Regions from separate parts of the Homo sapiens genome. Here regions 1, 2, 3 and 4 are each linked to region 5. A link is an interaction called in ENCODE POLR2A ChIA-PET data of the cell type or tissue named here. Cell type or tissue: MCF 10A. All regions are shown on one strand. Links, peaks and the distances in the headings refer to the core of each region. The heading gives the core; the rest is flanking DNA. Region 1 holds the start of LOC124904527 (a long non-coding RNA gene). Region 2 overlaps LINC02765 (long intergenic non-protein coding RNA 2765). Region 3 holds the start of LOC107985352 (a long non-coding RNA gene). Region 4 overlaps LOC102723834 (a long non-coding RNA gene). Region 5 overlaps ENAH (ENAH actin regulator).

Evidence for each region. ChIA-PET counts read pairs that join two places held together with the same protein. Peaks named below come from ENCODE experiments on the same cell type or tissue, not always from the same donor. Only the 100,000 strongest peaks of a DNase experiment are listed, where the experiment ranks them.
Region 1: POLR2A ChIA-PET joins it to region 5 with 12 read pairs; 14 of 35 experiments call an interaction of 5 or more read pairs at or near these places.
Region 2: POLR2A ChIA-PET joins it to region 5 with 13 read pairs; 4 of 35 experiments call an interaction of 5 or more read pairs at or near these places.
Region 3: POLR2A ChIA-PET joins it to region 5 with 32 read pairs; 7 of 35 experiments call an interaction of 5 or more read pairs at or near these places.
Region 4: POLR2A ChIA-PET joins it to region 5 with 15 read pairs; 2 of 35 experiments call an interaction of 5 or more read pairs at or near these places.

What each region holds. Positions count from the first base shown.
Region 1 is chr1:225,763,858-225,769,817 of GRCh38, forward strand. It overlaps LOC124904527 (a long non-coding RNA gene), which reads right to left and starts at 891. Exons shown (of 2, transcript XR_007066905.1): 1 at 747-891; 2 at 1-23. RefSeq lists enhancers at 2,831-4,326, 5,239-5,408 and a silencer at 4,450-4,621. In MCF 10A, for the core only: no CTCF peak of the experiment used is centred there; DNase peaks (open chromatin) are centred at 3,294, 3,784, 4,044 and 4,434.
Region 2 is chr1:225,450,549-225,456,508 of GRCh38, forward strand. The region is part of intron 2 of LINC02765 (long intergenic non-protein coding RNA 2765); the gene reads right to left. Among named protein-coding and RNA genes, the nearest start is that of LINC02765, 14 kb to the right of the region's middle. RefSeq lists an enhancer at 5,325-5,825. In MCF 10A, for the core only: no CTCF peak of the experiment used is centred there; DNase peaks (open chromatin) are centred at 3,713 and 4,403.
Region 3 is chr1:225,733,463-225,739,422 of GRCh38, forward strand. It overlaps LOC107985352 (a long non-coding RNA gene), which reads left to right and starts at 4,547. Exons shown (of 2, transcript XR_001738499.2): 1 at 4,547-4,735. In MCF 10A, for the core only: a CTCF peak has its summit at 2,574 (motif pointing right); DNase peaks (open chromatin) are centred at 2,389, 3,429 and 3,899.
Region 4 is chr1:225,697,678-225,703,637 of GRCh38, forward strand. LOC102723834 (a long non-coding RNA gene) reads left to right here. Exons shown (of 4, transcript XR_426933.4): 2 at 2,580-3,429. Among named protein-coding and RNA genes, the nearest start is that of ENAH, 48 kb to the left of the region's middle. RefSeq lists an enhancer at 2,079-3,278. In MCF 10A, for the core only: no CTCF peak of the experiment used is centred there; a DNase peak (open chromatin) is centred at 2,754.
Region 5 is chr1:225,506,335-225,512,294 of GRCh38, forward strand. It overlaps ENAH (ENAH actin regulator), which reads right to left. Exons shown (of 14, transcript NM_018212.6): 10 at 5,477-5,525; 11 at 1,617-1,683. Among named protein-coding and RNA genes, the nearest start is that of LINC02765, 42 kb to the left of the region's middle. RefSeq lists an enhancer at 2,054-3,253. In MCF 10A, for the core only: no CTCF peak of the experiment used is centred there; DNase peaks (open chromatin) are centred at 2,377 and 3,617.

The sequences.
Region 1 (5,960 bases), core at 814-4,813, 260 kb after region 5:
AGGGAATTGGCAGAGCTTCCGTTCTGCAAACAGACAAATGGAACACCAGGAAACTGGACCTTTTTCCCCAAGGATTCTTGCTTTTAGCCAAGTCATCCCACACACTCTCTGACTCTGTGGTAGGGTCCTTGAAATTTCATCTCACAATTTCCTGGCAGATATCAGGGCAGCGGATGGTAATCCCGTTATTGTTGGCCAGTCTCCCAAACAGGCCCAAATGCTGCCTGCTCGTCCTGTTGCAGACTTCCTCCTCCCCTCTACCATTGCCTGGCCAGCCGGCCTTTAATCTTGGTGGTGAGCTCTGCAACCTTGCCAAGAAGTCTCCCAGACAAGTGAAAGCTCCTTGTGATTGTGAGAAAACAGCAAGGCTGGCATCCCCATCACACCTGCCATCCCCCTCACTCACTTCCATTTATAAGCTTGCACTATATGCAGGACCTGCCTTTCAGAAGCCCTGAGACACAGTGAGGCTCACAGGAGCTGGGAACTCAGCTCCTTCAGACCTGGAAGGACCTGGGTCTGCGCTGGGAAATGTTTGTGCTCATCACGTCAGATGCATCATCCATGAACTTTTCCTCTGAAAAGCTCAGCACATCTCACTATGATTCTTGCTGCTCCCAGTTCCTCTTTCTAAAGGAAATCACCAGCCTCCTCTGGTACCTCAAAGCTTTAGTAATCAGGAACTAAATAACATGGAAAACATGGAGAATCGCATGGAGGCAAAACAGTACCACAGCTGTACCTACTATTTATAATGAAAGTCAGCCCAGAGTGCCTGCCTTTTTCATCATCTCTCAGTTATCCACATGCTCAACCTGGGGGACAGGAGGAACAGGGAGAAAATCATGATTATCCTGTGGTTCACTTTACAGTTTACAATGCATTTTTAAAATTTACATACACTTGGCCGGGCACGGTGGCTCACGCCTGTAGTCCCAGCATTTTAGGAGGCTGAGGCGGGTGGATCACTAGGTCAGGAGATCGAGACCATACCAGCTAACACGGTGAAACCCCATCTCTACTAAAAATACGAAAAAATTAGCCGGGCGTGGTGGCAGGTGCTTACAGTCCCAGCTACTCAGGAGGCTGAGGCAGGAGAATGGTGTGAACCCGGGAGGTGGAGCTCGCAGTGAGCCAAGATCACGCCACTGCACTCCAGCCTGGGCAACAGAGTGAGACTCCATCTCAAAAAAAAAAAAATTTACATACACTTAAAATATGTTATTTCTCTCAATTCTCAGAATAAAACCATATGGTACATAATAGATACAAATTTTGGTTTCTCTCTTTTTTCCCAATGAGGTTGGAAAGGAAGATATTACTATTTCTACCTTACCAAGGAGCAAATCAAGGTTGTAATTATTCAAAATCAAATAAATATATTGTAGTGGACTCTAAACTCAAATTCAGCTTTCCTGGTTATAAATGCCAGAATCCCAGATTCCTGGGATTTCTATACGACCCCTTCCTTCCTCTTAAGTCCTTTGCTCCCTGTGGAGCTGTAGCTTTGTTTTGTTTTATTTTATTTTAGAGACAGGGTCTCACTCTGTGAGACCAGTACACAGCATGATCCTGGCTCACTGCAGCCTCTACCTGCCAGGCTCAAGCAATTCTCCCACCTCAACCTCCCGAAGAACTGAGACCACAGGTGTGTGCCACCATGCCTGGCTAATTATTTTATTTTATTATTATTTTTGAGATGGAGTCATGCTCTGTTGCCCAGGCTGGAGTGCAGTGGCGCAATCTCGGCTCACTGCAGGCTCCGCCTCCCGGGTTCACGCCATTCTCCTGCCTCAGTCTCCCTAGTAGCTGGGACTACAGACGCCCGCCACCACGCCCGGCTAATTTTTTGTATTTTTAGTAGAGATGGGGTTTCACCGTGTTAGCCAGGATGGTCTTGATCTCCTGACCTCGTGGTCCGCCCACCTCAGCCTCCCAAAGTGCTGGGATTATAGGCATGAGCCACTGCGCCCAGCTTATTATTTTATTTTTTGTAGAGACAGGGTCTCGTTATGTTGCCCAGGCTGGTCTCGAACTCCTGGGCTCAAGCAATCCTCCCACATTAGCCTCTCAAAGTGTTAAGATTACAGGTGTGATCCACCACGCCAAGGCAATTTTACTTTATTGAGACAGTTCTCGCTATTGACCATGTTGGAGTCCAGTGGTACAATCACAGCTCATTGCAGCCTCTATTTCCTGGGCTTAAACGATCCTCCCACCTCAACCTCCCAAATAGCTAGGACTACAGGCAAATGCCACCATGTCAGGTTAATTTTTATTTTTTGTAAAGATGGGGTCTTGCTATGTTGCCCAGGCTGGTCTCAAACTCCTGGGCTCAAGCAGTCCTCCTGCTTCAGCCTCCTAAAGTGCTGGGATTATAGGCATGAGCCACTGTGCCTGGCCTATAGCTTTAAAAATTTCCCCAGTGTATACCATCCTCACTATTCCCAGGCACAGTTCTAAGTAATTGAAGTCTACTGAGGTAGGTATCAATATTATTCCCATTCTCTAGATGACGAAACTGGTGCATGTAGCAGTTAGGAAATATGCCCAAAGGTACACTGCTCGTAAGCGGCAGAGCAGGAATATGAATCCAGCCAGTCTGGTTCCGGAGTCTGCATTCTTGATCACTGCACTATACCAACTTTCACTTTGTTGTGAGCACCTGCCTATCTCAGACATCAGTCAGTAAGTCCCTTGAAGGCAAGAACTGTCCTTTGATCCTTATTCCTGAGCCCTAGGCATTACATTTGGCACAGAGTATATGCTCAATAACCATCTATTCATGCATCTGAACAAATGCATGGATAACTGGTCAGGAGGGGACGCCAGCAGAAAGGCCACCTGTTTAAACCTAAAATCGCAGAACTCAAACTGGTCCTCCATTCTTTCTTCTGCTTTTCTCTAAGATATTACATAGCCACAAAAGCAGATTCTTGATTCCAATCTAGTCCATCCTTTCATAGACTTTGAGTGATCAGCCCTCCCTAAGGCAGTGCCCCTCTCAAGGACCCAATGCAGAGCTGCTGGGGACCCCGCCCGAGGTCCATCTTTAGGCTCCCAGGGCTACACTTCTGTGTCAGGGTTTAGGTCAGCAGGATTCACACAGAAACTGGAAATCAGACCCATGGACGGCATCTACGGTGAAGTGGAATCAAACGGTAAGGGCTTCCCAGAACATCCGAGTGAATCAGCTGCTCAGGCTGGGACGAATCCAGAACACATGCCCACAAGGGGTGGCAAGTTGTAAATTGAGATCTAATATGAGCCATCTGGTCTGGCAAAATGGCCAACTGGAGAGATGGGAGCCTGGAAACTGCCCAGAAGCAAACTTATCTTGGGGAAATGATGAGTCAGCTCTGTCCAAAAACAAAAGCCTTTAATGAAGTCCTTCACAGTAAGCCCCACAGAATCTTTCTGGAGCAGCTAGAGTTAAGTAACTCCATCTAAAGGTTACCTCTGGTTTCAAAGTTTTCAGATGCCTGGTTCCAGGCTTGGGTGTAACAGAGCATGAACACAGGCGAGGTAAACCCACACTGCTTTGTGGGGGTGGGATGGGATTCAAGAATCATTTCACAGCCAGATAGATGTGTCAGGTAAGATGTGACGAGACATGCAGGACTAGCTGGGGTCCAGCATTTCCCCCTAGCATGGGGACAGTTTAGCCTTGGTCCTGGAGGACAGCTTTTCAGTGTCTTCTCCCAGCCACAGTCGCTAAAAAGCAACCAATTACCAGGTCTAATTATCTTCCTTCAGCCTCTTTACTGGCAGCAGCTGCCAAGGCTCTTGCCAAAACTCTGCTTCACCAACATCCTGATCCAAAAAGCCCCAAGTCAACGAGGAGAAGGCTCTGCGGGCCCAGAACAGCTGTGAGGCTTCCCAACACCAAGACGGGGCACAAGAGGTCAGCGCCGGGAGCTTCAAAGCAACTTGCCCCCTTGAGCCCCCTTGGCCTCAGCATCTGGATGGAGGAGAAGCAGTGGCGCCAGCCACCTGGAACCACACCAGAAAATGACACAACGGCAATCAACACACTGGCCCCAACCACCCCCGCCCCAGGAAGTTAGGAAGCTTTTTAAAGGCCTTGTTTGTGCTTGTGGTGGAAGCTCCAAGGTCAGGGCTGGCCTAGAGCTCAGTGTGTGCCTCACAGCTGAGCGTAGCTGGGAGGTATGTCAGGAATTCTCTAGGTCGGGGCTGGGGGTCTCTCAGGGCACCATGCCACTGCTGATCCCTACTTCCTTGCACTCCAAAGTAGCTTGCCTACTTCTGCCCACAGGTGAGCCTGAGACCTGATTAGCCTCTTCCTGCACGGAACAAGAGGTAGCTTCCTCCTGAAAGATGTCCTGAGTCGCAGAAGCATTCTCTGACTTGCACAAGAATGAGTCTCCAAAACCCCAGTCACCTGGGGGGCCTGGACTTGTCTGAGCAGGGAGTGGGGAAAACCAGGCGGCCATCCACTCGGCCTCCAACCTTGCAGCCCCAGGGGAAGAAGGGCCAGGTGCAGTTTGCTGGGCAGTTATGAAACTTGAGAAGCTGGAGTGACTTTGGGCTGGTGCTTTGAGAACAGGGAGGTATTGTGTGATGAGGCGCAGAGCGGGTATAGAATACCCAACAGTTCATGCACAAACACGATCCCAGCCTTGTGCAGAGAAAGGGGCTTCCAGGGGCCTGGGTGGTTTCAAACTGGAATGTGAGGAGAAAGGTAGTGCCCATGAGGCTGTTGGTGACCCATACCCAGGAGGAGGCCCAGAAGCCAAGCCAGCCCTCACCCCTACGCACAGACAGTTCCACAGATCTCAACACGTATGCCCTGAGACATCATCTCTGGGGATACAGAAATTCTATCCGTCAGCAATTAAAGAATATTTTCTTAAAACTTGGGTGGGTATCTTCCCCATGTGTTGTCATCTTGGTCATCAGTAAATACCCACTGAGCAGGACTATCTGCATGGTCCTGTCAGAGGTATTATGGTCACAAAGGCCAGTGCCTGCCCTCCCGGGCCCTGCGTCCTGACGACAGGGCACCAATCGTAAGAGGCAGCAAAATAGCTGGAGATTGAGCAACCAGACACACCAGCCTTGCAACTGGTCAAACAAGAGATGCAGTGCACCTCATCTGTGCACTACAAACAAAAGCTTTACATGTTTTACAATTTTTCTCTCTCACAGTGGCTGGAAAGCTGGATGAGGTGAGAAGAGAATAAGAGCAAAGCAGAGAAATTGGGTAGAGAAAGTGATAATGGAGTGATAAGCCAGGGGAGCTGGGAACAGTGGCTCTCAGGTCTGAGTCGAGAAGGATCCAGGACAGACACCTAATTGGTTATGATTTCACCCCCCCTCTCTGGGCTTATCTTCTCCATCTGTCCTCCCACAGTTCCCAGCTCAGGGCGCTGAGCTCTGATAGTTCTCAAACCCTTTTCTCCCTTTACTTACTGCGAGAAAGCTGTGGTTATCAGCATGCTGGCTCTTGCAGCCCCAGGTGCCACACTAAGCTCCTAGGCCAGTCCCTAACCCTGTTGCCTCTAAAAAAAATTAAGTCGAGACAGGGAGGTGGGAGGACCTTCCACACCATGTTCCAGTCCTCACTGCCCACTCCAGTGCCTTCTTTCTCAAACGGTCATCTCAGACATCTCTGCCATATTCCCACCCCCAACTTCCCCCTGGAGAAGGGCTGCATCTGCTTCCTAAAAGCTTGTCTTCTGGGCCTTTTCTCATGCCCACCTTGTATCTGAAAGCCTGACCATTCCATCAGTCATCATCTGACCTTTATTTCCCAAATCCAGCTCCTCTCTGCAGCTTTCCCTAATTGCCACCCCCAATTAACCAGTCCCAATGAACCTGAGCAGAGGCTCAGCAGAATTTTGGGACTCGATCGTAAACACAGCTTATTATAGCTAGTGGTATATGCAGACATTACCTTATTCATGTTGTGTCCTCCCCACAACCTCCACAAAACCCAA
Region 2 (5,960 bases), core at 1,276-5,275, 55 kb before region 5:
GGATTACAGGCGTGAGCCACCACACCCGGCTGCAACTGTTTCTTCTGATGAATGCAGCTGTGCCAGTTTCCAGGCAGCCTGTGCGAAGCTCTGCCAGCTCATCGTCCTGCTGTCGCAGCCCTGGGGCTTCCTGTCAAGGGGAAGGTCACAGTGGCCCGTGTAAACCCTCACTCTGCTTACACAGTTGTGAGCAGGGGCACTCTCTGAACTGCAATGTATATAACAATAAGTAAACTGCAAAGAGAAAAGGGAAAAAAGGAAATTGTTTTCCTGGCACATAACCAAAAAGTCTAGGGACAGATCTGGTGCTTCCGGCTCAACTTGACCAAGGGACTCATATGATATCACTGGAGCCACAGTCTCCTAGCCCTTGCCTCCACTTCTGCTGGAAGCTTGGTTTCATTGTCAGGCCGCAGCAGCTCGAGGACACAGCCAAACCATATCACCATCTTTTACCAAGGTGCACACAGCCCTTCAGAATCCTCCTCCCCTTCACTGGCCTCCTCCTCTGACCCTCTTCCTTCTGCTCACTCAGCTCTAGCCACAGTGGCCTCCGTGCTGTTGGATTCCACCTCAGGGCCTTTGCACATGCTGCCCTCATGACTGGAACACTTCCCCAACACTCCTGAGGCTCTCTCCCTCTCTTCTTCAGGTCTTGCCTTTGCAGTGAGGCCTTTCCTCACCACTCTGCTGAAAACTGCAACCCATTACCTGACCCAGTCCCTTTCCTTCCCTGCAGAGCACTTTCCACCACACACATATGTCACTCCTTGTACACCCATCAGTCTGTCTGGGCTAGAAGAATAGCTCCTGCGGGACAGGGGTTTGTGTCTGTTTTGTTCGCAGCTGCATTCCCAGTCCTAGAGCAATGCTTGTGGGGCCTAGCAGGTGCTCGCTAAGTGCTCATGGATTGGCTGAGAGCTGAGTTGACTCCATAGGCTATGCCACAGAGTGGCCCTGGGCAGCTTGCTGTCCTTCCTTCACACGGACAGAGGCAGTTGTGGTTTGGTAAGATACCCTCTGAACAGCTAATGTGGGTAAAGAAGCATCTCCCTGTGGGCAATGGTAGCCATCTGCAGGCCCCTGTGGTTCAGCTCCCTGCTATGGAGGGCTGAGTCATTGACGTGGTGGCCTTTTAGAGACACACCTTGCGAGACTCCTTTGTTAGGACAGAACAGTATCTCCTGGAATCTTTATTTAAATTAAAAAAATAAAAGTTTCTAAGAACCAGGCCTTCAGAAAACTTCAGACTGCCCTTCACTTTGTCCCCACTTGTCAGAGATGGTTTGGAAAGAAGACAAAAAAAGACACTGGGAAAGGAAACAGGGTCAGGCTACGGGGGCAGCGCGGGAGCCTGCCTGGATTCCTGCGTGTCAGCGCCATAGCGCCTTCTGAGAGTGGCACCCAGCTGGGTTAGGGACACTCGGTCCAGCCATTCTGGGGTCCAAGAGCAGCAGCGCCCCCTAAAGCAGCCTGGGAGTGGGTGCTTCCCAGTGCCAAGCGGGCTGCAAGTATCTGCCCGCTGCCCACGCCCGCGCCCACCCCGCTTCAGGGTGCTCTCCCCAAATCTTGGCACTATTTACCTGTGCTGGGCTCCGTTCGGCAGTAGTGCAGAGGCCCCTCTCCTGGGGAACTCGTGCACCACAAGAATTGGCGCTTGCAGGGGCCAGCAGCGGGGGCGGTGAAGCAGCAACAAAAAACCCCAGTCTCTGTCCTGGGGCCTCACCGTCTGGTGGGAAAGGCAGTGGTGTAGATATGGCTAAGGGCTGTGGTGGGTGAGGAGGGCACAGGACATGAAAATTATGGCGCCTTCTCCCGACCAGCTCGGGGGCCACGGGCAGACAGGTCACCCTCAGGACCCCAACTGCCCTTCCAGCCCCAGGACACATTCTGGGTGAGGCCTTGATTTCCTTAATTAATACATAGAACATGCTTCTTACACCCATGTTCATAGCAGAATTATTCACAATAGCCAAAAGGGGGAAGCCACCCATGTGTCCCTCAGTGGGTGAATGGATGAACAAAACGTTGTATTTACATACAATGGAATATCACTCAGCCATTAAAGGAAGACCATGCCCCCACCTGCCACAACATGCACAAACTTTGAGAGCATAATTAAGTAAAAGAAACCAGACACAAAAGACAAATACTGTAGAATTCCACTTAAACGAGGTTCCTAGACTGGTCAAAATCATCAAGACAGAAAGTAAAATGGGAGTTACCAGGGCTTGGGGGAAGGGAATGGGGCGTTACTATTTAACAGATACAGAGTTTCTGTTTGTGAAGATGAAAACGTTCTGGAGCTGGACGCGGTGGCTCACGCCTGTAATCCCAGCACTTTGGGAGGCCGAGGCGGGCAGATCATGAGGTCAGAAGATGGAGACCATCCTGGCTAACACAGTGAAACCCCATCTCTACTAAAAATACAAAAAAATAGCCGGGCATGGCGGCGGGCGCCTGTAGTCCCAGCTACTCGGGAGGCTGAGGCAGGAGAATCGCTTGAACCCAGGAGGTGGAGCTTGTAGTGAGTGGAGATCACGCCACTCACTCCAGCCTGGGTGACAGAATAAGACTCCATCTCAAAAAAAAAAAAAAGAAAGAGAAAAAGAAAACATTCTGGAGAGGGATGGTGGTGATGGTTACACAACAGTGTGAATGTACTTAATGCCGCTGAACTGTACACTTAAAAATTGTTAAAGTAATAAATTTTGTGTATATTTACCACAATAAAAATGAAAAAAACTCATTTCAGGTGCTTAGGAAAATATGTGTTTGGGTGCATCTTATCTGCAGAATAATCCACTGGGCTGGACACTTCTAGATATTCATTTGGAGGAAGGGGCATAGCATCATGATCAAGAGCATCAGTTTTGGAGACTGTATTAATCTGTTCTCATGCTGCTAACAAAGACATACCTGAGACTGGATAATTTATAAAGGAAAGAGGTTTAATTGACTCACAGTTCCACATGGCTGGGGAGGCCTCACAATCATGGCGGAAGGTGAATGAGGAGCAAAGTCACGTCTTACATGGTGGCAGGCAAGAGAGATCTTGTGTAGGGGAACTCCCATTTATAAAACCATCAGATCTCATGAGCCTTGTTCACTACCATGAGAACAGTATGGGGGAAATTGCCCCTATGATTCAATTATCTCCACCTGGCCCTGCCCTTGACAGGAGGGGATTATTACAATTCAAGGTGAGATTTGGGTGGGGACACAGCCAAACCATATCAGAGACATATTTCCTGGATTGAGAATCCCAGATTCTCATCTGGCAGCAGTGCAACTTTGGGCAAGTGAGTGCTTCTAGCTGCCACAGTGTCTTCATCCATAAAATGAGAATAATGATAGCACCTTCATGAATATGACTTGTTAGAGGTAAATAGGAATAATGCATTAAGCACTGGGCATGGCTTCTGACATGTAGCAAATCTCACAACAAATGTTAATGCTCACTAACTATTACATATTATGCACAAAAGAACACAGCACTCTACAGGAAGAGCAGTTACTAAAACCTGCACTCTTGAAAATGTGCCTCACAGTCTAACATTTGGATTAAACAGAACACCCATCAGAAGTTGGCAATGCTCCATCACACACAGTCGTGTTTATTTGTTATAACAGGTGCCAGGATCAGTAGCTAAATTTGGTAGCAGTTGATGCTGCATCATTAGTTGATTCAACATATATTTACTGAGAACCTGTGCTGGGTATGAGAACACAGATGCAACAAGACAGAGCACCCCTGCCCTCCGGGAATGTGTGTCCTCGTGGGAGAAAACAGAGATCAAACAAAAAGTGAACAACTCCTCACCTCTCTCCACTAGTGAGTAATAAGCAAACAAGGTTGCATCACAAAAATATCCACAAACGGGAGAGAATGTGACAAGAACACAGCTAAAACATAAAGATGGTCATTCCTGGAAGAGAATGTGGCTCAAGTCAGCTTAGCACAGATACCCTTAGCAGCCATCCTGAGGTTGGCTGGGCAGGGCACTCTCATAGCCACAAAAGCCTTCTCAGTGGAGGCTCACTCTGGTCATTCAGATCTGAGCTGAAATGTCATCTCCTAAGAGATCTTCCCTCGGCACCTGATCTGAAGTAGACCTCCTGGTACTCTCTGGACATTATCGTTGTTTTCTGCAATTAACATTGGTATCTGATGTTTGCTTGTTTATTACTGGCCTTTTCTCCACTAGAGTGAAAACTCTACAGAGAGAGGACTTAGCATCTCTTAGGAGCTCAGGATGCCTGAATCATGAGCTCCAGGAATCTGCATTTAATAAATGCCCGCAGAGATTCAGAAAGGCACTTGCGTTCAGGCTCCACTGCCTTCAAAGACCAGTCTGTCAACTGCCTGACATTTCTCCACTTGTGATTCACACACTGGTGACTCAGCCACCCATTCGACCAGGGTGATAGAGAAGTCAGAGAAACGCCAGAACTGTTGTTCAACACAGGCTGGCTGCTCCTGTCACCTCTCCCACGCCACCCACCCCTTATGTCTAGTCTCAGAAAACCAGAACCAGGGTGACAATTGCCCCCAGAGTCCACAGTGAATCAGAAGAGCTCTTTAAACAAAAGAATCACTCAGAACGATTGTTAATTTTGAGTGTTGTTCTAAAACACAAGAAAGGGGAGACGTGTGTTTCCCCATTAAAGCTAATCAATCCATTTGTAGATGGATGATGACAGGGAAAGGGAGGAGGAGTTAAAGTATGTTAAAAGGGTCAGGAGCAGTGGCTCACACCTGTAATCCCAGCAATTTGGGAGGCTGAGATGGGAGAATGGCTTAAGCCCAGGAGTTCAAGACCAGCCTAGGTAACATAGTGAGACCTCATATGTACGAAAAAATAGAAAAATAAAAATTAGTACATCTATAGTCCTAGCTACTCAGAAGGCTGAGGTGGGAGGATCACTTGAGCCTGGAAGGTTGAGGCTGCAGTGAGCCATGGTCACACCAGTGCACTCCAGCCTAGGTGACAGAGCAAGACTCTATCCAAAAAAAAAAAAAATAAATAAAGCATCTTAAAAGGAATTGCCCATTCATGTAGATGTTCAAGGGACGCAGGATAGCCAGAACAATCCTGAAAAAGAACGAAGTTGGAGGACTCACACTTTCTGATTTCAAACCTTACTGCAAAGCTGCAGTAATCAAGACTGTGTGATCCTAGCATTAGAATAGAGATATAGGCCGGGCGTGGTGGCTCACGCCTGTAATCCCAGCACTTTGGGAGGCCGAGGCGGGTGGATCACGAGGTCAGCAGATCGCGACCATCGTGGCTAACACGATGAAACCCGGTCTCTACTAAAAATACAAAAAATTAGCCAGGCGAAGTAGCGGGTGCCTGTAGTCCCAGCTACTCCGGAGGCTGAGGCAGGAGAATGGCGTGAACCCCGGGGGGCGGAGCCTGCAGTGAGCCGAGATCGCGCCACTGCACTCCAACCTGGGCAACAGCAAGACTCCGTCTCAAAAAAAAAAAAAAAAGAATAGAGATATATAGATAAATGGAATGGAATTGAGAGTTCAGAAGCACATTCTCACATTTACAGCCAATTAATTCTTGACAAGGATGCCAAGACAATTTTCAATAAATGGGGCTGGGACAACTTAGACATCCACGCATAAAAGAATGAAGTTAGAACACTGCCTCACCTCATACACAAAAATTAACTTAAAATGGATCAAAGACTTAAATATAAGAAGTAAAATTATACACTTCTGTGATGGTTAATATTGAGTGTCAACTTGATTGGATTAAAGGATGCAAAGTATTGATCCTGGGTGTGTCTGTGAGGGTGCTGCCAAAGGAGATTAACATTTGAGTCAGTGGGCTGGGAAAGGCAGACCCACCCTCAATCTGAGTGCGCACCATCTAGTCAGCTGCCAGTGTGGCTAGGATACAAAGCGGGCAGAAAAACGTGAAAAGACTAGACAGGCCTAGCCTCCC
Region 3 (5,960 bases), core at 635-4,634, 230 kb after region 5:
TGGCACTCACCCAGCAGTTTGCAAAAGGCAGTGAAAGGAAATGTTCACAGTCAATTGATAGCAGCAGGACCCTTAGGGAGCTAGAGTGAGGGATGGGACCAGCCAAGGCCATTTGGACGGGCATCCAGGTCACCACGCAAAAGCCTTCCTGGGAACTCTCAGGACAATGACGGTTTGGAGCCCTGGCTTCACATTTCACTTTGAAAGAGGCCACCACCTAAATGGGTTGAGATGCTCCTTTCTGCCTCTCTCTAGTCAAAGGTTCATACTGCCCAGGAGAAGAGTGAAAAGGGAAAATCAGCCTTATTAGCATGTATTTATTTGGGGCCTTGGCTCTGAGGCAGCATTTCGTGGTGCCTTTTAGGACTGGAAGAGAGAGGCTAGAAGATTCCTGCTATATTTGAAAGCAATTCATGACTTAATTTCACATTTTTTAGTTCTGGATTATGTAGGGTGCTTATATATTCAATTATTACCTCGTATTAAGATTTCAAATTGTGATCTTCCTATTTCCCAAAGAAGAGAGCTTGAGGAGTTCATTAGGCCAGGATTCTTCTTCCTTTGAGAGACAACCAAGCAGATGGTGTTGCTAATGCGCAGACACCTGCACAGATGCCCTGCTGAGGCCCAAACAACATCTGTGGCTTTTCTTCATACCCAATAAATAACTTACCTTTCCCTCTCTGATTTTTCCTCTTTTAAAATTCTGTATAGTTACTAATGGAGGTGATAAGGATAATGCAGGGCAGGACTTTTAAAACACTTTTAAAGCAACAAAACCCTCTTTCAATTGAAATCTGTGCCTAACTTCAGCATGTAAAACCAAAAAGAAAGGCCAGGTGTAGTAGCCCATGCCTGTAATCCTAGCATTTTGGGAGGCGGAGGTGGGAGGATTTCTTAAGGCTAGGAGTTTAAGACCAACCTGGATAATATAGCAAGACTCTGTCTCTACAAAAAATACAAAAATTAGCTGGGTGTTGTGGTGCACACACCTGTAGTCCCAGCTACTCAGGAGGCTGAGCCAGGAGGATCTCTTGTTTTTTGAGATGGAGTCTCACTCTTTTGCCCAGACTGGAGTGCAATGACGCGATCTCGGCTCACTGCAACCTCCGCCTCCCAGGTTCAAGCAATTCTCCTGCCTCGCCTTTCGAGTAGCTGGGATTACAGACATGCACTACCACACCCAGCTAATTTTTCTATTTTTAGTAGAGACGGGGTTTCACTATGTTGGCCAGGCTGGTCTCGAACTCCTGACTTCAAGTGATCTGCCCACCTTGGCCTCCCAAAGTGCTGGGATTACAGGTGTAAGCCACTGCACCCGGCCATTAGGAGGATCTCTTTTTATTTTATTTTATTTTTTTTTGAGACAGAGTCTCGCTCTGTCGCCCAGGCTGGAGTGCAGTGGCGCAGTCTCGGCTCACTGCAAGCTCCATCTCCCAGGTTCATGCCATTCTCCTGCCTCAGCCTCCAGAGTAGCTGGGACTACAGGCACCTGCCACCACACCCAGCTAATTTTTTTGTATTTTAGTAGAGATGGGGTTTCACCGTGTTAGCCAGGATGGTCTCGATCTCCTGACCTCGTGATCCGCCCGCCTCAGCCTCCCAAAGTGCTTGGATTACAGGCATGAGCCACCACGCCTGGCCCTGGAGGATCTCTTAAGCCCAGGAGTTTGAGGCTGCAGTGAGCTATGATCATGCCACTGCACTTCAGCCTGAGCAACAGAGCAAGACCCCATCTAAAAAAAAAAAAAGTAGGGGGCTGGGTGCAGTGGCTCACACCTATAGTTCCAGCACTTTAGGAGGCCAAGGTGGGCAGTTCACTTGAGGCCAGGAGTTCAAGACCAGCCTTGCCAACATGGTAAAACCCCATCTCTACTAAAATTACAAAAATCAGCCGGGCATTGTGGCACACACCTGTAATCCTAGCCACTCCGGAAGCTGAGGCAAAAGAATCGCTTGAACCTGGAAGGTGAAGGTTGCAGAAGCCAAGATTGCACCACTGCACTCCAGCATGGTTGACAGAGCAAGACTGTCTGAGAAAAAAAAAGAAAGAAAGAAAAGAAAAGAAAAAAAGTAGTGGTTCTTTGGTTAAGCTGGGATGGGGACCTGGAGTCTTGACCTCCTCGCTTCTGGCCCCTGGGAAGCAAATCTCACATAAATTCCAGAATGCTGCCATCATCCCAATCAGAATTTCTCAATCTCCAAGGGAAATTTTATCATCTGGCACTTCAATGGCTGTTTTAAAATGTTACAAAAGATTTGGCAAGGTCCCAATGGGAGGGGCAGGCACCTACATCTGGGCTTGGAAGCCAACGATGTGATATGAGGGAGTCTAAGTGGCCACTGCCAGCTCCGCTCTGGGGACTGCCAGCCTCCAATCCTGCTTGCTGTCTACATCACATAATGTGCCTGGTTGAGAAAAGGCCTTAGGAAGAGCCAGAGAGTGCCAGAGAATGGAAAGAGTATGACACATGCCTCGCTGAGGTCGGACAGCGCGTCAGCCTTACTTTCCCAGCTGACTAAGGACGCCTCCCACCAAGCTGCTTGCCTGCTGAAGCCTGTCTTGAAAACTGACAGTAGATGGCTGTGACTACCCAGAGTTTTTTCCCCAGCAGTTAATGAACACACAGCAGACGCATGCATGCAATACCTTGGAATCATCCCAGAGGCTCCAGGTCAGGTCTCCTTGTCTGAACGCCCCTACCTAGCTGGGCCACACAAGCAGTTTCCATGCTGAGTCCACTAAGTAATCCAAAACAATTGTTCCTTGGGATTTTTCTGAAAAAGAGATAGAAAGTGCTCTGCCTCGGTGAGCAGAGGGAGCTGCTTCAGTATTGGAAACAAAGATAACTGAAATGCAGTCTTTAGAATCTGATAAACCCTCTTCCCAGGACAAGAAAGGCATGAAGTCAGGCCTGAGCTTTGGGGCTCATTTCAGGTACATGCTGGCTTTAGCAACAGAGGAAAAGCCATTATCCCTGTCTTCTTAATTTCCCTCAGCAATCAGCCCTAGCAGGTTCACCATGTTCTCTGTGCAGTTTGAGACAAACTCACTAAACGTCCTGTTCTCTGAAAAATGATCCATCCAAGAGGGCACAGGCCAAGAGTGTTTCTCCTTTTGGTATCAGGGACAGGTTGTAATGCTGCCGTGATCAAAGGCATGAGTTCCTCAGGTGAGGGGGCAGCCCGGCTACAGCCCTGGTGGGGAGGGCTGCACTTAGCGTAGGAGCTGGCTATTTCACTGCCCCCACCCCATCTTCATTGCTTCTAGGCATCCAGAGCTCTATGGTGTAACGTATATCCTGGAATAGTTCCAACATCTCTGTTCCAGGACTTGCTGGACACAGAACCACTTGTGATACGGTTAGAAAAGTCACTTTTCATCTCCTGTCCTAAGCTGCTAAGAAAAACGAATCATGTAGCCTAGATTTACATGTTTGCCTTTTTCTGGTGATCATGAGTGACTGATCTGAGCAATAAGTATATGACTGAGAGGCCCTCGCCAGGCATTTGTGGAGCGGATTGCCGAAGCTTGGTTAGTTAAGCAATATGCCAGAAATTTGGAGATCATGAACTCTGACTTTTGCCACCTTGCCACATGCTCTTCAGCCAGTTATTTCTCCTATGTTCTGCCTTTATAAAATGGGGATAAGCTATCTCTGAGGTTGTTTTAAGAAGAGACACTAATGAAAATGATTGTCAAGTGCCTCTCTAAAGAGAAAGTACAGTAGGCATAAGTGCTTTATGTGATGAAATTCCATCTTTCTTCCTCCCTTTGCAACCTGAACCATGGAATCAATAATGTTTTTCCAAGTGCAGTGTCCCCAGGACAAAATATGAATCAGTTTCCTGAGCTCGGCAGCCCTCGGATGGGGAGTAGCCCCTGCCCTCTGGGGCCTGGTGTCCAGGGTGTGGCTGGCTTTACTGCTGTAAGTGCCCATCTTATCCTGGGATTCCAGCCAAGATGCCAGTGTTGCAAATTTCTCTGATTTCAGAGGAAGATTTGTTTAGGGGTTGAGTCTTCACAGTGGCTTTTGCCATCTATCTCCATTTTATTTTCTCTTTTATCGAGTACCTATTGTACCCCAGGCACTGTGCTAAATGCATTCACCTACATTATCTTGTTTAATCCTCTGAGCAGCTCGGCGAGGGGGGTGTCATTACCATTCTTATTTTACCTCACGAAATAGGCACTTGGAGGGAGTGAAACGAGTTAGCAAGGTAACACAGAAAACAACGGGCAAGGCCAGGATTCCAACCCAAGCTCATCATTACTCTCCCATGCTTCCTTTCCCACAGTTGCCCTACATTCAGACACTTCCCATTTAAGAGAAAATCAAACTGCAGTTTGAGAAAGCACTAACTAGAGAGTTCAAGGGAGTGGGGTCTTCTGCCCACACCTATGGGGAATATGCTGTAGGCATGGCTATTGGGTACTACCTGCCTTGGAGGATGAGGGTGAAGGGAATGGGGTCCTTCCTCCTTCACCTGGTCCTGTAGACCAGTGCCCAGGCCTGTGTGTTCTCAGAGCATTTCCTGCCCATCTGAAATGCAGAGCATCCAGGCTGTCACTGCTACAGCAGGGCCCCTAATGCACTGCCTTACATCAACATGATTGTCAACTCATTTCAGCTCAATCATCCGGCCTTGTGAGAGACGCCCACATGCTGAAGAGCCTTTCTGCAGTTCTGCATTGAACTCTTCATGTGGCCCCATCTAGTAATGAGTGCGAGTGGTAAGTGCAAGAAACAGAGCAAGGGAGAGGACCCTTCTCTTGTAGTTCTTTTTTTCTTTTTCTTTTTCTTTTTTTTTTTTTTTTTTGAGACAGCATCTCTCTCTCTCACCCAGGCTGGAGTGCAGTGGTGCAATCTCGGCTCACTGCAACCTCTGCCTCCTGAATTCAAGCGATTCTCCTGCCTCAGCCTCCCGAGTAGCTGTGACTACAGTCATGCGCCACCACGCCTGGCTAATTTTTGTATATTTAGTAGAGATGGGGTTTCAGCATGTTGGCCAAGCTGGTCTCGAACTCCTGACCTCAAGCGATCCGCCCGCCTTGGCCTCCCAAAGTGCTGGGATTACAGGCGTGAGCCACTGCGCCCAGCCATTGTAGTTCTTTATATAGAGAAAAAAGTACTGATGACTAGTCCTTGTATCAGTGAAAACTGAGATGTAGAGCAAAGCGGAGCTGCCTATAGACAGATCAACTGATTTTTTACCAAAATAAGGGAGGGTCCTTCCTGACAGGTTTGCTTGGGGACTGGGGGAGAGACTGCAGCTTATTGCATAATATCTGTTTCCCTCTTAATTATAAAACTCCAAGTTTATATGGAGCAAAGTACCCAGCTAAAATCTACATTTCCAAGTGTTCCTGGCCACTTAGATATAAGGGAATATTATACATAAAAATTTCAAGAAGTCTGCTGAGAGGGAGCTGACTCAGAGGGCCAACCTTTTGTTGCTTCGCTTGTCCTTCTCCCTTTGTCCTGCTGCCTGGAATGCAGACATGATGGCTGGCATGCCACTGCCCTCTTAAACCATGAGGTAGCCTTGTGGATGGAAGTCAGTGCTAAGGATGGTGCTGCAGAAAGCCAGAAGCAGCTTGGGTTCCTGCTAACTTCGTGGAGCCACTATTCCTGCCCAGAACTGTAGTCCCCTGGAATTCTTTTACATAAGAGGATAAACCTTGTTTTCTGTTGTATAAAGTCTAACTTAATCCTAATTGACAGATTCTGTTTGATAGAGGCACCTGGAATTTCTAGCTAGTCAAGGTCACCTGAGCCCTGTCTGCTCTATCTACCTCCTAAAGGCACATACCTAAGTCTTCCTGATAGTCTTTGCACAAGTTATATGATCACCTGTAGAAGGGTAGGTGTGGAGACTTTTTAGGGAATACTAAATGAATTCCTGAATTCTATTTTTTGTGGAACATGTATATTGAGCACCTACCACACACGAAGTAC
Region 4 (5,960 bases), core at 898-4,897, 190 kb after region 5:
CCTGACAAGTGGTCATGAGAGTCTCACATTTTTAATCTGTCTGGAAGCCAATGGGAGGTGTAAGGAAGCCAGATTCTGATCCCTAACAGTGGCATCCAATCAATTTGTGTAAATTTCTCATCGTGATCCCTTCCTCCTTACCATGGAGTTGGAGAGAAAGGGAGAATTCCCACACTTTGGCAATATGAAAGGACTATTCTGTAATCCTATTTTCAGGACAGTTTTCCTTCCTTTTAAAAATCCAGGTTGGCTGGGCTTGGTGGCTCATGCCTGTGTAATCTCAGCACTTTGGGAGGCCGAGGTGGGCGGATCACGAGGTCAGGAGATCAAGACCATCCTGGCTAACACTGTGAAACCCCGTCTCTACTAAAAAATACAAAAAATTAGCCGGGCGTGGTGGCGGGTGCCTGTAGTCCCAGCTGCTCGGGAGGCTGAGGCAGGAGAATGGCATGAACTCGGGAGGCGGAACTTGCAGTGAGCCGAGATCGTGCCATTGCACTCCAGACTGGGTGACAGAGTGAGACTCCGTCTCAAAAAAAAAAAATCTGCCTGTAATCCCATCACTCTGGGAGGCCGAGGTGGGTGGATCATGAGGTCAGGAGTTCAAGACCAGCCTGGCCAAGATGGTGAAACCCCATCCTACTAAAAATACAAAAAAATTAGCCAGGTGTGGTGGTGGGCGCCTGTAATCCCAGCTGAGGCACAGAATTGCTTGAACCCAGGAGGCAGAGCTGGCAGTGAGCCAAGATCACACCACTGCACTCCAGCCTGGGTGAAAAAGCGAGACTCCATCTCAAAAAAAAACAAAAAAAATTTTCAGATAAATTTCTCATCAGAATAGAATTCTATACCTGGGGCCCTTTGAATACTGTTTTGAATGTTGAACTTCATTTGAGGTGAAATAATGATGCTAACTCACATTTATTAAGCATTTACAATATGTCTTGCACCCCTGCAGGCACTTTATATCTATTTAATTTAATCATATAATGCTTATCTCTAATACCAAGGTTACATACTAGTGAGTGCCAAAGGTGGAATCCAACTCACCTTTTTCTTTTCTTTTCTCTTTTTTTTCCTTTTTTTTTTTTTTTTTCGATGGTGTCTCACTCTGCCACCCAGGCTGGAGTGCAGTGGCATGAGTTTGGTTCACTGCAATGTTTGCCTCTTGGGTTCAAGCGACTCTCTTGCCTCAGCCTCCCAAGTAGCTGGGATTATAGGTGTGTGCCACCAGGCCCAGCTAATTTTTGTATTTTTAGTAGAGACGAGGTATCACCATGTTGGCCAGGCTGGTCTTGAACTACTGACCTCAAGGGATCCGCCTGCCTCAGCCTCTCAAAATTCTGGGATTACAGGTGTGAGCCACTGTGTCTGGCCTAACACCTTTTTCTTTATAGAAAGCTGCCTGGTTTTTGAAGGAAGTCTTGAAACAATTTTTTTCTTCTTAAAAGTACTTTATAAAGTCTTTTGATTATAAAAATAATGTATGCTTATAATAGAAATTTTGGAAAATGCAAAATGTGTAAAGAAGTAGTAATTCTACTACTCCACATGTAACTGCTGTTAATATTTTAAATTCTCCTAAGGTATTTTTCTGCACATTTATTGATAATATTTCTTTTTTCTCCAAATTGTGATCTTAAAACTTTTAGACTTTCCAAAGATTTTGTAAACTTCTTTGAAATACCAGGAAGCCCATCTAACCCAGTGCAGCAAGTATGGACTTTTGAAGTTCAAACATAGTTTGGAAAATTGACCACACGGTTTCCAAGAGGAAACTAAAATTGGCAAAATGCCCTTTTCCACCCTGATAGGGGCTTTAAATGCCTAACCATTTGTTTTGCTGGCAGCAGGACCATTTTTTAGTGGCAACCAATGACTATTAGTGCCAATAAAAGTTCTTAAACCCCTCACAGCATTAATCATGCTCCAGATGTTACAAAAGTTGAGTGACCGAAAATGTACATACATTGAAGTCTTCAGCTGCTGCCTCAAGGTCATGGGGATTTCAGCTTCATTCTCTTAATTCAGAGTTAAGCCAGACCCCATCAGTGAGATTTCAGCCTCATTATAAACCACAGAGGCTTCATTTTGCATATATTTCAGCATTTTATATTTTCCTTTGGCCACTCTCATAGTGTATGTGTTCCTTTAAAACATCTCCTCTTTGATGAATAGTCCTTCCTGGGGCCCTTTTGTAGGCATGAGAGATTATACTCTGTTTTGATTCTATCTTTGCCCCTGAGATACCAACCAGTAGCATTCTTCCCACTTTGTCTGATCAAATGGAATTATTTTTAGAAGAAGCTGCTGTGTTTGAAAGACAGCTTATAATCTTAAAAAAGCCCTTTACATTGCAGACATATGGGCTTCTTGACAGTGTGTGTCTAGAATTGCAATGTTTTCTCTGCCCAGAGGACTACCTTTGAATTCACCCTTTCTGCTTGTGTGTGTCTGTAAAGATAAATGAATTGCTTTGGCACTGAATATAGTAACTGTAGCGTGCATCATTTCTGACAACTACTTCCTGAACTTCTTCCCTGAGTTTTGTACCAACTGTTCTCATTGGTTCTCCGCAGAGCTCGTGGCACAGAGGAAAATGGACATAAGGTAGCGGTAACAGGCTGGCGACTGTGGCTTTTACACATTGCTTCACACAACCCTGTCCAGGAGTTTTACACACTCACTAAACAAACAGAAGACACCATCCAATTCACTGGAGCCCCGTTGGATAAATACGGAAAGAATGTGGGAGCTATGTCATGAACCACAATGGTTTTGTGTTCTGTGTAATTTGAAGACGAGATTCCTTTGCTGTGTGTCACCTCCCATATTACCACTGTCGCCCAACATTTCATAACCATCAACTCTTTGCCAGTGCCCACATGCAAAGATGGGTTTGTATTAAAAAATAAATGAGAACAGCACATTCTGATGTGGTGTAGTATATCAGCATTTTCCATGAAACCTCGTCTCCGGCCTTCCCCTTTTAGGAAACAAAGGACCCGTGACAGAGCCTACTTATCCCGTTACAGCTCCTGGTGAGAAGGGCGAAGCCATGTCAGAAATAATAGAAAAGGCTTTTTCCTTTGAAATATCTAAACGTTCAAAGATGGGAACAGCCGCAGGGGGGAGAATACTGTGCTATGCAAGTTGATCTGATTTTGTGGACCATCCATTTCCAATTGGGAAGCTCACTTACTTTCAACTTGAAGCATCAGAAAACCAGACTTACAGCAGCTTCAGCCTATAGGGGTTTATTTTTCTCATGTAACAAGAAGAACAGAAGTGGACAGAGGCCGAGTTCTCAAGGACTCAGTTTCTTTCTGTCCCACCAACCTTACCATGTTGGATTGTCATCTTTGTGCTTGTTGCCTCATGATGGCAAGATGGCTGCAGCACCTCTGGGACTCACGACTGATTTTTAAGGTAGGAAGAAGGGGACAGGACTGTACTAGCCAGATGGCTTCCTTTCATCTGGAAAGCAAAAGGTTTCCCTGAATCCTCAGCAGATTTCTGCTGTCTTCCCATTGGCCAGAACTGTGTCACATGGTCACTTTTAATAGGTTTAAAAATGAGTTTTTCTTGGGAATATTGCTGGCTTGAACTAAATTGTGGTTCTGTTAGTGCAAAAAAGAGGAGTGGGTGGAGTTTGGTCACATACCTCACACAGCCGCTCTTCTTAAGATGCTACTTAGAGGATGGTAGGGACTGAGAGGAGGAGGCAGAAGGAGCATAGCGACCTCTTTGGAGATGTAAGTGACTGTCTACATCATGTGTTTGTAGAGCCATGGGAATCAAAAATAACTCTTGCGATAGATTAGCAGCCCCAAACTTTTTGTTCACATGCGAAAATCTCTGTAATGAATTGTTAGTTCCGTGTTACAATTATTATGAAAATCTGCTGTGTTTAAATTATTGGGAAAGTAAAAGTATGATTTTTAAAAGGTAAATCTGACCATTTTGCCCACCCCTGGCTTAAAATCCTTCAGGAGATTTCCATAGCTCTTGAGATAAAATGCACCATCCTTGGCATGGGCTCTAGAGACCTACAGGACACTATTTTAGCAGCCTCCTGTGTGTCTGTCTGCTCCAGGGCTCTCTCTCTGTCCCTCCTTTTCCCTAGAACCCTCTTTCCCCATTTGGGGCCTTGCAGCCCCTGCTTATTCTTCAGCTCTAAGATGAAGGGTTCCTTAGAGAAGCATTCCTTTACCCATCAGCCTGGCTTTGGGCACCCCAATAGGAGCGCTGAGTATTCTGATCGTCTCTTTAGCATTAATTTTTAATTTTTATTTATTTTATTTTATTTTTGAGACAGAATTTCACTTTTGTTGCCCAGGCTGGAGTGCAGTGGCACGATCTCAGCTCACTGCAACCTCCGCCTCCCGGGTTCAAGCAATTCTCTGCCTCAGCCTCCCGAGTAGCTGGGATTACAGGTGCCCGCCACCATGCCAGGCTAATTTTTTTGTATTTTTAGTAGAGATGGAGTTTCACCATGTTGGCCAGGCTGGTCTTGAACTCCTGACGTCAGGTGATCCACCTGCTTTGGCCTCGCAAAGTGCTGGGATTACAGGCATGAGCCACCATGCCCAGTGGTATTTATTTTTATAATTAATTATAAAAAATAATTAATTCTCAGTAAATTGTTTCAATTCTGCTTTCCCTGCTAGAATGTTAACTTTATGAAGGCCCCGTTGTTCTTTTTTCCTACTTGATTTGTAGCACCTAGTTGGGTGCCTGCTATGTAGTAAGCACTTAAAAAAATGTGTATTGAATGAATGAAATGAAATTTTAAAAGTATGAAGCTGCTTTGTTGATACCACATATTGGTGCCCATCAAAATACTGTCCTCGAACTGGTGTTGGCCTGCAAACTCTTCACTATTCATCTACAACAAGATAAGTCAGAAATTGAGAGGATTTAGAAACTCTTATAACAATTATCAAATTGTATGCAATGATTAGGAGATTTTTTCTTTTTTGAGACAGGGTCCTGCTCTGTCACCCAGGCTGGGGTGCAGTGGCACGATCAAAGCTCACTGCAATCTTGAACTCCTGGGCTCAAGTGATCCTCTTGCCTCATCCTTCTGAATAGCAGCTGGGACTATAGGTGTGAGCCACCACATCCAGCTAATTCTTTTTTTTTTTTTTTAAGAGATGGGGGTCTCATGTTGCCCAGGCTGGTCTTGAACTCCTGGGCTCAAAGGATTCTCCCACCTCAGCCTCCCAAAATGCTGGATTTACAAGTGTAAGCCATTGTGCCTAGCCAGATTTTTTTTTTTTTTTTAAGATGGAGTTTTGCCCTTGTCGCCCAGGCTGGAGTGCAATAGCACAATCTCAGCTCACTGCAGCCACCGCCTCCCGGGTTCAAGCAATTCTCCTGCTTCAGCCTCCCGAGTAGCTGGGATTACAGACACCCGCCACCATGCCCAGCTAATTTTTTGTATTTTTAATAGAGACGGGGTTTCACCATGTTGGCCAGGCTGGTCTTGGACTCCTGACCTCAGGTGATTTACCCACCTCAGCCTCTCAAAGTGCTGGGATTACAGGCATGAACCACCACGCCCAGCCCCCAGAAATTTTTAAAAATAAAATCAAATTGGCCAAGCGTGGTGGCTCGCCCCTGTAATCCCAGCACTTTGGGAGGCCAAGGCGGGTGGATCACGAGGTCAGGAGATCGAGACCATCCTGGCTAACAAGGTGAAACCCCGTCTCTACTAAAAATACAAAAAATTAGCCAGGCGTGGTGGCAGGCGCCTGTAGTCCCAGCTACTCGGGAGGCTGAGGCAGGAGAATGGTATGAACCCGGGAGGCGGAGCCTGCAGTGAGCTGAGATCACGCCACTGCACTCCAGCCTGGGTGACAGAGCGAGACTCCGTCTCAAAAAAGAAAAAAAATCAAATTAGTCCTTCGCACAGTTTGAGAAACACTGCTATGGGTTAGATACTGCAAACTATCATT
Region 5 (5,960 bases), core at 753-4,752:
GCGCCACCATGCCCAGCTAATTTTTGTATTTTTAGTAGAGATGGGGTTTCATCATGTTAGCCAAGCTGGTCTCAAATTCGTGACCTCAAGTGATCTACCCACCTTAGCCTCCCAAAGTGCTGGGATTACAGGCATGAGCCACCACGCCTAGCCAGCTCCTTGTTATGGGCTTAATAAATCAGCACTTCATAATGTGCTACTGAAGAAAATCCGTAACTAGTAGAGATGTGTTAGAAGGCCATCTCAGTTAGGAGTCTGAGAAACATAAATGTGCAATTTTTCTACTCTACTGAAAACACATGTCCACCAAAAGCAATTCCCCCTTTCTTCTAAAGTAAAATATGATCATCTTTCAATCACTTAGAAACTAAAAGCTTTTATACATTCCAAAAGGCCTAGTTTCTTTGTGGAGCTTAAACAATTGTGTCACTACCAAATCTTCTTTCCTACTAGCAGAAAGAACCACATAGGAAGCCAAATCCAAATTCAGACTTAGACTAACACAGAACAGGTCTGTGATAATATAAAGTCTATCCCTGTACTTATCTTTATTAGGTTTCTATAATTAGAGTCAAGTTGCTTTTTACGAGACAAAAATAAGGCAAATAGCTCAGAAAGAAAAGACAAAATACCTTTTAGTTTCTAAATACATACTTTTTTTTTTTCTGGGAAAAATACAAGTCCTTTAAACTGTCTCATAAACCAAGAAAAGGTTTCATCTATGTTCAGGAGCTGTGATATAAATTTAGTCATGAAAATAAAGTATGCCTAGCTAAAGGAAGAACAAATTTGCCTAAATATGCCCACATGTACTTGTAGAAACAAGTATTAACTAGCCTTGTTTCTGGATACTATCTTTTCTAACTTGATTACACTTACAAGTTTCAAATGAGATAGGGAAATACATGTTTCTACTTTACAAATTCAAAGATGTATGTTTTATTTTGCTCTCTTTTCTCTCCAGCTGATATTCAGGTTTAAAAAAGGCTCCAAAAATTATATATATACATAAATATATATACATAAAATCTATGTCATTGGAACTAATGGGGAAATGTGACTATATACTATAGTAGATAATATTATTGCTTAATGTTAAATTTCTTGAGAGTAATAATGGTATTGTGGTTACATAGCAGATGTCCTGGTTCTTCCAAAAAACACTGAAGTATTTAGGGTGAAACAGTTCTTATTTGTGAATTGCTTTCAAACTAATCAGAGGGGAAAAAAGTGTGGATAGGTAGATATTTAAGACAAGTGGGGCAAAATGTTGACAACTGTTAAACCTAGGAAATGGGTATACGCATATTCACTGTACTATCCTTTTAATTTTTCTGTAGTTTTGAATTTTTCAAAATACAAATTGGGAAAAAGAAAGCTATCTTAAAATCTCAGATCATCTGGTTAATAAATGTAGGGTAGAATTTATCAATCACTAGTAATGTAGATGAGTAATATATAATGAGGCTTGGTGGTTGTCCAATACTAGGAGGATCACGAGAGTTTTATGGGCTCCTCTGTATAATTTCTTACCATTCAATTTTTTTCTACACTAAGAATGCATTAATTTTTTTTTATACAAATAAAATATAAAACTTAGAGAAAAAAATTGATACCTGGAGATAACAGGTGACTTGCTGCCATTCATTGTATTTGTTCTTTCCCAAGGTTTTCTTGTTGGTTCTTTAAAAATAAAAAACAAAAGCTATTAAATAAATAAATGCTTCCAGAGTTATTATAAAACAAATAACAAAATACTAAATCTCATTATACCTGTTTACATAGTAGTAATATAAATAAAAATTTAAATTCTAAACTTTAATTGAAATCTGTAAGGACTCTAATTTGCACAATGCCAGACCTTAAAATGAGAAGAAATTATAAGCTAGTACAGTAAGTTTCCAAGGAAAACTTACATTGTTAAGTCTAAAATATTATGATTCTATAACCTTAGGATAGTAAGGAGTTTCTCTAACAAAGAAAGGACAGTAAGAATAAAGTAGGATAATTTTAAAATTAGGATAGTTCAATTAATTAAAATGGAATAGTATTACCGACACTGTTTTAAATTATTTTTTAGTGCCAATGATAAAAACAGTAAGTATAACTTATAATATGTTCATGTATTTCAACATTTAATCTAAATCCAAATAGTCCCTCTTGGGGAAAAAAATAGGAACAACTCAAAATAAATATCAGAATCCTGAAATTCTATTGTACTTCCTTGATTCTTAAACAATTAATTCTTGGGCCTTAGCCGATTATTCCAGTTAAATATAAACAAGCTCGCTCTAAGCTCTTATTACAAAAGACACTATGTAGTCAGTGACTCACTAGTTGGCTGTCTATTGTGCTTGAATTGTTTTTCTAATCTGGGCTGACTCACTGATGCTGTCACTGGCCTCACTACATGACTGGGTAAAATCAGAAGTGGAATCTTCTCATGGAGGAAAGAATTTGGGCCACAGGAGAATGAAGTCTATTCATGAATTGTGATCTCATTGTATAGTTTTAACTAAAACTGCTCTGAGTTCCAATGCAGCTCCTCAGCTGGCTTTTGCACATTCTCAGGTAGCTTACCGTCTCTTCAAAGTACACTTAACGCAAAAATAAACTCACACTCTTCCATGAAGCCCTGCTTTTGGTTCTGGATTTCTTGTTGCATGAAGGCATTAGATGTGAAACCTTAAAGTCATTATTGATCTTGCTTTACTCCTCATCAACTAAATTCCTTCTTTTTTATATTCCTTCTTTTGTATTCTAACAGCTAACACAGCCTCTCAATGACCGCCACAGTGGTGTCAAGTTCCACACTTGACCAGGAAGATCAAATAATCGGATGGGGTTTGGGACAGGCCGAATCAGAAACATATCCAAGTGACACCAGCCCAAGCAGGTGAAAAAAGGGAAGTCCTGAATGAAACTGAGGGACACCGGGACAGGGAAGGGAACGGTCATCGGACACTGTCACTAAAGAGGCGGCGGGTGGAAGGATGAGGGAGTAATTCCAAAGTGGTTAAGATGTAGCAAGTGCTACCTTTTAACAGCTGGCTGAGGTCCTTTCTCAATCAGCCAAACCAGAACTATCTTTTAGTCTTAAAAGGGCTCATCTGGTTCAGCTGGCCCTGTGGAAGCTGAGAAGCAAGGGCCTCTTCTCTCTAAGGAGCTCGGGTGTGTTTCAGGAGGGGCAAGGCTGGGTTCCCTTCAGAGGATCTTTACTGGCATGCGTATAGAGCTTCCTAATTGGTCTGCCTATCTTAATCCTCCCTAGTTTCAATGGGAAAATCACAAGTGCCATTTTAATGTGCCTCAAACAGTTTCAGTGGATTAAATGTCCACTGAACTCAGTACTTGCAGGATAAAGTCTAAACTCTTGATAATTTTATAAAAGGCTCTCAACATTTTTGTTTCTAACTCATATTTTCAACCTTTTCCCTACAATATTCCTCAAAAAGAATTCCCCGTTCTAGTCTATTTCCTATTTCCTAATCTCTTCTTGCTCATCTCCAACTCCATACCTTGCTCATGCTATACTTACATCCTGAAATATCACACCTTCCCCTCACTTTCAGCCAAACTAAATACTCTTCAAGGAATACTAAGATGTCACTTTTCCCTACAAAGTTGACTCAGGTGACTCGTATGTGTCATTTCCTCCCTCTGTGACACACTACTTAGTATTCAACAAGTGGTTGTAAAAAGGTTAACTTCACACCTGTGTGTCTCATCTTCCCAGCTGTACCATGAGTTTTTTTGGGCTTAGGACCTGTACCTTTCACTTCAGGTGCCTGACACAATGTCAGTTTAAAAACGGAATGAAACAAGTGAGAAAACAGGCCCTGCCCTTTTTGATTTTATATATATGACACACACACAAAACCTGTGCCTTAGTTTTTCATATTTTATATAAGGGATTATATATTAGATAAGGAATTTTTAACTTGGAGTCCATGGATAACCTTCAAGAAATTCATGAATATTCTGAAATTATGAACAAATCTGAATAAAAATACAATTTTCCTCCCTGGAAAGAGGATCTATAGCTCTCATCATATTCTAAAGGTTCTGTGAGCCCAAAATATGGTTCGGATTTACAACATCTATGCGGTACTAATGAGAGTACATACAATTAATTTTGGCTTACAGAAAGAAGGATAAAGCTAAAATAAGTGGGTCACAAACCAGTGAATTTTTAATGAAAATAACAAACTGAGTCCTATTCAGAGGGAAAACAAAGCCATGATGTTAATTATGGTATAGCAATCAACCTACTGAAGAGTCACCATTTAATAATAAGAATGAGGAATGGGGGGAGTGGTGAAAAGATGGATTACAATCACAAAAACAAAAACTTCAGAGGTACTTAAAAAAAAAAAAAAAAAAAAAGGAATTCTAGGTGGTGCACTGTGGCTCACGCCTGTAATCCTAGCACTTTGGAAGACTGAGACAGGTGGATCACTTGAGCTCAGGAGTTTGAGACCAGCCTGGGCAACATGGTGAAACCCTGTCTCTACCAAAAATCCAAACAATTAGCCAGGAGTGGTGCCATGTGCCTGTGGCCCCAGCTACTTAGGGGGCTGGGGGGCTAAGGTGGGAGGATCACTTGAGCCCAGGAGGTGGGGGTTGCGGTGAGCCAAGACTGCACCACTGCACTCCAGCCTGGGCAACAGAGCAAGACCCCATCTCAAAAAAATTAAAAAAATGAAAATTAAAAAGGGAACTGTAGATGCAGCTGGTTGTCTTTAAATCAAAACTGTAGGAATATAAGCATTTCTCTATAATGGTTTCTTATGGACCACTCTAGATATTAACTCATCAAGTTTATTTATGTCATTTCATTCCAGAATAGATAAGGAGTTCAATAGATAGTCCAGCCCTTAGTCTTTAATCAAATATGAAGAAATAACATGTGAATATGTAATGAGTTCGTATTCTCATCTTGGATACAGTACTCATCAAGTACTTCTAGTGAAATATACTTTTGTTAATATTCTAGGTGATTTATCAGATGCTCAAGAATTCTCAATGTCAGAAATTTCACTGAATTCAAGAACACTTCCCCAAAATTTTAAGGAGACTTTTTAAGTTTACAAATCAGAAACTTTATTCCCTTAATTATCAATATCACCCAAATGAATGGCTAGGACATCCTTCTCAATTTGAGAATGTTCTGAAGCAGACTGTAGTACTAACTAACATGCTCACTTTATTTTTACCTCTAGAAAAACAATTATGAAAAATACTCTTGTCATCTAATAGTACATTAATATTTTCCTTGTTTTAGTAAGTAACCTCAAGAAAGTAACAGCAGCTTCCAGGAGGAAAAAAGTGAATGCTTTCAGGTGGGAACAAAGAACTCTGGCATTTTAGTGTCCAGTCACTTGGTCCAAATATGGGGAAAGGGGGAATTTTTAACTGGGGAGTATTAATATTTAGAGAAAGTTTATAAAGGTTAAAATATTTATCTTGAACTTACCAGGTGTACTTGTTGAAGAGGCCTTAGAAGTTACAGGCTCTGAATCTTCCTAAATATACAGATATATATTAATATCACATCTACCAGTCCCCTGTTGCTATATACATTTAGTGTTTTACACGAACACTTCTAATATTCTTTCTGCCACTCCCCACTTTCTCTTTCATCGGTCTTCTCTCCCTTTCATTTCAGCTTAGACTTTCTTCTCCTGTCTTCAACCATCTTCCCTTCAACCCTCCCCACAGCTCCTTTCCTCATGTGTTCTCCTTGAGAACTTTCACTAGCCAATGCTACAAAGCCAGACACGAGAGACAGATTTGAGGAATGGCATCTAAGGTGGCCAGATGGAGCAGGGGGAACATATTATTTGTTGCACACCAATATACAGCACAGACAAAGCAGAGTTTGCCCAGCTGAATCAGGGAGGAGGGCATGAAGGTTACACTCTGAAGGGGCACAGCCAATAACCATCAAGCTCCTAAGG